Linked DNA regions of Homo sapiens: region 1 is linked to region 2. A link is a contact called in ENCODE Hi-C or POLR2A ChIA-PET data. All regions are on one chromosome and are shown on one strand. Each heading gives the region's core, a stretch centred on a gene start or an enhancer-like site at or near the end of the contact. The rest is flanking DNA. Distances are from core to core; before and after follow the strand shown. Region 1 overlaps VMP1 (vacuole membrane protein 1). Region 2 has its middle 4.3 kb from the start of MIR21.

The links. Hi-C counts contacts between places; a loop is a spot of excess contacts on that map. ChIA-PET counts read pairs that join two places held with the same protein, here RNA polymerase II (POLR2A). Pooled maps may share reads with other maps.
Region 1: a map of CD14-positive monocyte shows a loop between it and region 2 (3-fold over the local background). The contact joins two enhancer-like sites. A Hi-C loop is called at or near these places in 7 of 168 maps with a recorded cell type or tissue (A673, CD14-positive monocyte, K562 and 3 more) and 5 of 50 pooled maps. POLR2A ChIA-PET finds 5 or more read pairs at or near these places in 37 of 52 experiments (A549, A673, AG04449 and 28 more).

The regions. Positions count from the first base shown.
Region 1 is chr17:59,802,037-59,805,261 of GRCh38, forward strand. The region is part of intron 7 of VMP1 (vacuole membrane protein 1); the gene reads left to right. Among named protein-coding and RNA genes, the nearest start is that of MIR21, 38 kb to the right of the region's middle. Within about 2 kb of position 1,540, at least 2 of the 41 ENCODE cell types and tissues checked have a DNase peak (open chromatin) inside an H3K27ac peak, as active enhancers do; they include CD14-positive monocyte and PC-9, where a contact is called at or near this core.
Region 2 is chr17:59,843,897-59,847,189 of GRCh38, forward strand. No RefSeq gene overlaps it. Among named protein-coding and RNA genes, the nearest start is that of MIR21, 4.3 kb to the left of the region's middle. RefSeq lists an enhancer at 2,643-3,293. Within about 2 kb of position 1,840, at least 36 of the 41 ENCODE cell types and tissues checked have a DNase peak (open chromatin) inside an H3K27ac peak, as active enhancers do; they include CD14-positive monocyte and PC-9, where a contact is called at or near this core.

The DNA.
Region 1 (3,225 bases), core at 290-2,789, 42 kb before region 2:
CTAAAAATACAAAAATTAGCTGGGCATGGTGGCACGCACCTGTAGTCCTAGGTACTCTGGAGTTTGAGGTGTGAGAATCGCTTGAACCCAGGAGGTGGAGGTTGCATTGAGCCAAGTCACGCCACTGCACTCCAGCCTGGGCGACAGAGCGAGACCCTGTCTCAAAATAAAATAAATAAAACAAAATAAAATAAAAACATGTTTAGATACACATATACTTACATTGTGTTACAATTGCCTACAGCATTTAGTACAGTAACAGGTTGTGTAGGTTTGTAGCCTAGGAGTGGTAGCTATACTAGATAGCCTAAGTGTGTAGTAGGCTATATAACATCTAGGTTTGTATAAATACACTGCATGATGTTCACACGACAATGAAATCGCCTAACAACTCATTTCTCAGAATATATGCCAGTTGTTAAGCCACACATGACTGGAATGGGTTATAAAGGCAGGTAATTTAAACTTCCATAACATATTAACCAAGTATACATTTATCTTCGGTAACATTGCATTGGTTTTACATGTTTAGGGATTTTCTGTTGCTTTTATTTCATTTTTTTATGTCGCCCAGGCTGTAGTGCAGTGGCACGATCTCTGCTCACTGCAACCTCCGCCTCCCGGGTTCAAGCGATTCTCTTGCCTAGGCCTCCTGAGTAGCTAGGATTACAGGCGCCAGCCACCACGCCTAGCTAATTTTCTGGGTTTGCTTTGTTTGTTTGGTTTTGAGAAAGAGTTTAGCTCTTGTTGCCCAGGCTGGAGTGCAATGGCACGATCTCGGCTCACCACAACCTCTGCCTGCCGTGTTCAAGCAATTCTCCCACCTCAGCCTCCCAAGTAGCTGGGATTACAGGCATGCGCCACCATGCCCGGCTAATTTTGTATTTTTAGTAGAGATGACGTTTCTTCATGTTGGTCAGCCTGGTCTGGAACTCCTGACCTCTGGTGATCCACCCGCCTTGGCCTCCAAAGTGCTGGGATTACAGGCATGAGCCACCGCATATGGCCTTCTGTTGCTTTTAAAGAGATCTTTTCATATGGCTTCCTCGTGAAAATGAAAATGTTTACTGTTACTGTTTGAAGATAAAAGTTACTTCGTATATTTACATTCATGTTGACATCATTAGATTCAAAGATCAATATTTTGCAGACTGTTATTAGCCTTGTAGTTTCTCTTCTCTCTCAATCATAAATATCTTTCTTAAGAAAAAGAAATGTGAAGCAACAATGGTACAGGCATATTCATAGTTTAAGGCTTTGTCTTTCTGTATTTAATCTTGAAATTCAGTGATAAGGAATTGCTGTGACTTTTTTTTATTAGTCTTGTAGTGCTTGGGAAAATGTTTCTTGCGTCTCCTGTTTCAGAAGCGTGATTGGTTTACATATATAATCACTATGGGTTGTGGTAGGAAAGGTAATTTATTTACCTATAATTGGTTTTATTTTTGTGAAAAAAGAAAAGTAGAAAATGATTTGTAATTGCTAATTGTAAATGCATGCTTCATATTTAAGTAGACTTAGAGAATGAAACTATCATCTCAGGCACTTAAGTTGTGAAATAGGTAAAAGTTGTGAAATGTAAATACAGAGAAATGGAACTAATAAAAGGTGTTTGTTTTTAGTTTATGGATTTTTGAAAAAGTGAAAAATGACATGTGAGGAAGTAATCAAATTGGTCATGCTACATTGTTCCCCACAATACTCCAAAACTATTCAAATGAAATATTAATTTTTTTAACTTTTAATGGGAACATTGAATACCTAACATACAATTTGTTTGTAATCTTTTATTTAGTTTTTCTTAAAAATATTGTTTATTATTGGTGTGTATTTGTACTCAGCTTTTTTATTTTACTTGGACTAAAAAGAACAGCAAAATTTGTTTAAAATTTTTTTTAATTTTATAAAAGGGATTTTTTTTGTTTTGGTTTAGCTTTTTGGTGGTGTTAGGTGTGTGAGTAATAGAGTCAAGTTTATTAACAATATACGTAGAATAAAATTCTCATTATAAAGGCAAATGAGAATATATATATTTTAGTTCATAAACAATATTATTCTAAAATCACAATAAGAGCCGCCAAATTATACAAATAATTAAAAAATATACTGAAGTTGTTTTTAGAAAAACAAAGAACTTTTAAAACTACAGAGCAACAAGGAAAGCAAAATTGCACGTAACATATAGAACATTTTGAACAATAAAAGAATAATGTTTTCAATAAAATTATTACATAAAGCTGTTAAAACTATATAACTAAGTTTTATACATGTGGCTTTGAAAGTAAAATAAATTTGGGCCTGGCGCACCGGCTCAAGCCAGTAATCCCAGCACTTTGGGAGGCTGAGGCGGGTGGATCGCCTAAGCTCAGGAGTTTGACACCAGCCTGGGCAACACGGTGAAACTCTATCTCTACTAAAAATACAAAAAATCATCCGGGCGTTGCGGTGTGTGCCTGTAGTCCCAGCTACTCAGGAGGCTGAGGCAGGAGAATCACTTGAACCCGGGAGGCAGATGTTGCAGTGAGCCAAGATCGCACCACTTCACTCACTGCAGCCTGGGCGACAGTGAGACTCCAGCTAAAAAAAAAAAAAAAAAAAAAAGTGAAATAAATTTAAAATAAGAAACAATAAAATATGTTCGTGTTTATCAAATCTAAACATTAAACTTTAGTTATTTTACTATTTTAAAATACCAATGCAGTGCTTTCCTGGTTTTGTTTTCATTACACTGGCAAGGAAAAAAATCAAGAAAATACTGTCCATCAAACTGCATATTATGCTAATGTTTATTTTCTTGAAATAAAAACAACTGTGCAGACTTCATATTAATATAATTTCAGTAAATGTTTGTAGATTATTTGATATATAATGTAATTTAAATTCTGAGAATATTGTGAAAGACCTGGAAAAAATTATGGGAACTGAAAGTAGCATGGTCACTGTGTATGTTAAATACATAATAAAATTTGTGAAATCCTTTTTCAGTAGATGACTTTCACTCTTTTTAAAAAGTAAAGCTCTCCATTAAAAAGGCACTTTACTTGTTTTCCTTATAATACATGCCAGCTTCAAATTTAAAAATTAAAAAAGGTAAAAGGAGGTTTCAGCTTCACGTGTTCGGATAGATTAACTCTTTGTGCTCAAAAAAAAGATTGTTGAAGCTCCCTTAAGGATAACTAATGAGGAGCACCCAGGCATCTGAAAGAACGAGAAGTCTGTTTTTCG
Region 2 (3,293 bases), core at 590-3,089:
CGGGAGGCTGAGGCAGGAATCGCTTGAACCCAGGAGGCAGAGGTTGCAGTGAGCCGAGATCTTGCCATTGCACTCCAGCCTGGGCAACAAGAGTGAAACTCCGTCTCAAAACAAACAAACAAAAAAGAGTTCAGTAAAAGTACAGCAATAAAAGTTATCCACCTCCACCACCCCAGCTTTTTTTTTTTTTTTTTTTTTTTTTTGAGAGTGAGGTTTTACTGTGTCACCCAGGCTGGAGTGTGGTGGCACAGTCATGGCTCTTTACAGCCTTGACCTCCCAGGCTCAAGAAATTCTCCTACCTCAGCCTCCCTGGCAAGGACCAGCATGAACCACCATACCTGGGTAATTTTTTAATTTTTTGTAAAGACAGGGTCTCAATATTTTGCCCAGGCCAGTCTTGAATTCCCAGGCTCGAGCGATCCTGCCGTGGCCTCCCAAAGTGCTGGGATGACAGGTGTGAGCCACCATGCTGGGCATTCCCAATGAAAGACTGAGGCCAGGCACAGTGGCTCACGCCTGTCATCCCAGCCTTTTGGGAGGCCAAGACAGGATCACTTGAGGTCAGGAGTTCAAGACCAGCCTGGCCAGCATGGTGAAACCCTATCTCTACTAAAAATACAAAAATTAGCCAGGCGTGGTGGCGTATGCCTGTAATCTCAGCTACTCGGGAAACAGGCAGGAGAGTCACTTGAACCCGGAAGGCAGACGTTGCAGTGACCTGAGATCGTGCCACTGCACTCCAGCCTGGGCAACAGAGCAAGACACCATCTCGCAAAAAAAAAAAAAAAAAAAAAAAAAAAGTGAGCATCTGATACACATGCAAGAATTTCACAACATTGCATTCACTCCTCCAGAAACAAAGATATATTTTAAAATGCTTTCTTAGCATATGTGCTCTGGTTTTCTAGCAGATACTCTGTCAAACTTTTGATAAGTGAAAAATTTACCGAAGAATTTAAAACCAAAAACAGTTTTTTAACTTTCCCACCTGAAAATATTGACCATTTTCTAATTTATTTTCATTATAAAGAATATTGGTTATCATGGTTGCTCATGCCTGTAATTCTAGCACTTTGGTAGGCCAAGGCAGGCAAATCACTCCTGAGCCCAGGAGTTCGAGACCAGCCTGGACAACATAATGAGACCTCCCTACAAAATATTTAAAAGTTAGCCAAGTGTGACAGTATGTGCCTATAGTCCCAGGCTGAGGTGGATCACCTCATTAGTGAGCCGTGATTGTGTCACTGCACTCCAGCCTGAGTGACACAGACCCTGCCTCAAAAAATATATATATAAATACTAAAACATCTGGAAGGAAAGAGGAGAAAAGGGAGTATCAGCTTTTAATACTTGTTACAAGGTCAGTCTAGAAAATACAGTGAGATTTGCTGGGTAAATAGGTTTTGAACCATGAAAAAATTGATGGCATGCAAGATCTTCCTCAATAGACCTAAGAGTCTCATTTCTATTAAAAAATACAAACAACTGCTTCATTTTATTCATAAATAATTTTTTGAGGTGCTACAAAAAATTAAAACTAAGCAGGAGTTTAAAGTTTTTGAAAAGCCAAGTAACATTTTATCTCTAACATTTATTGAATCCTCTCCAGTATTTACACAACGTAAATGAGATACTACACACAAAACCCTTGTGTCTGAAGGTAAATTTATTTATTCTCAAAGACAACAAGAAGAGAAAGCACATCATGTATTTTAAACTTTAGAAGCAACTGAGTCATTAGTGTCTGGTGGACAGGAGCTAGGGATCCTATCCCTTCCCAACAAGGCCAAGAGTTCACCTGAGGTAATGCATTTGCCTTGGGGGCGAGGCCTTGAATTGCAGCAAATAACCTGTGTGTATTTGCATATTTAACCAGTACTCTTAAGAAGGATTATACAAAAACCTGTTCCAGACAGCTGCTTACTCATTGCCTTTAAAATTGCGTGGTGCTGGGATTGGCAGGTGCCAACTGTTTGCTCATTCTCTTTGACCCACTAGCCTTGCAGTTTGCTGTGTGGGTGTTGATACTCCTAAATTAAAGCAGGGAAGGGGTGGTTTTAGATGGCTTTTAACACCTGCTCTCCACCCAAGCACCCTGGATTCATTTGATATCTGGATTCTAATTCTGTAGTCAGGAGACTGGCCCAAACTGTGGCCCAGAGAGAAGTGAGTCAGTTGCAAGTGGCTAGCTGACTCTATGGGAACAGAAATAAAATGCAGCTTAGAGAGTTTGTCAGCCAAATCCACAAATGTGTGGCTTTTTGAAACATTGGACATCTGTTCCTCTTAATTTAAAATAAACTTTTTTTTTTTTTTTTTTTAAGCACAAAGTTGCTTGGCTCCTTGTTTCTTTGTGTCAGCAGCAGTTGCTGCTCTAATTTAGGAACCCTAGGATCTGATTTAGGACATTTGGAATCTTTAAGGCACATTCGATCTAGAAAGTGGAACTGAATTGCTTTGGGAAGGCAAGAGGATGATTTTACAGTATAGGGTTTGTGTGGAAATCCCCTTCAGCAGTAATCAACCCAGGTGTCCAACCTGTTTGTTAACCATTTCCAAATGACTCAGAGGACCTAGAGGGAGGGCTTGAACACACTCCAGCACTGTTTCTACAATTTAGCCTTTATTTGCATTGGAAACCACATTCCTGAATTCTTGAGGGGGCAGGCTCTGGCTTATTCTGGGCAACTGACTTCAAGTGGGACCCCTGAGCTACCTATGTAAGCAAAGAGTCAGCCATCTCTGGAGAGTTACCAGGGAGGAGGATCTTTCTGTGAACTTGCTTTGATGACCTCCACCCAAAGCCCTTTGAGGAACAGTTTTGTTTATTCAAGGAGCCCTTGGCAGGTCACTCCTCCCCTACCACAAATCTAATCCAAATGCGACATTTTCCTTTGAGGCCATCTATCCCTTTTGGGGGACAAAACACATCAGCTTTTCCCTTCAGACCACTTTTGACTGAAGCAGTGATCAACATTGCTTAATTGTGTTCCAGTCTGTTTCCAGCGGGGAAAAAATGCTTTAGGGGAGTGAGGCAGTTAGGGATTTGAAAACAGGGATGGTGCCGCCTGAAGGTGGGGAATGACTTAGATCACTGTCTTCCTTTGGCTCCTCACCATGTTGTGTGGAGGAAACGAAAAGCAGCTCAAGTTCACTCCTCTTGGCAGTAGTGCAGAAGCCTGGCTTGCCACGGCCCTGGAGAACCATGTTTTTCCCAACTTTTTTTTTTTTCTTTTGAGACGGAGTTTCACTCTTGTTGCCGAGGCTGGAGTGCAGTGGCGCAATCTCGGCT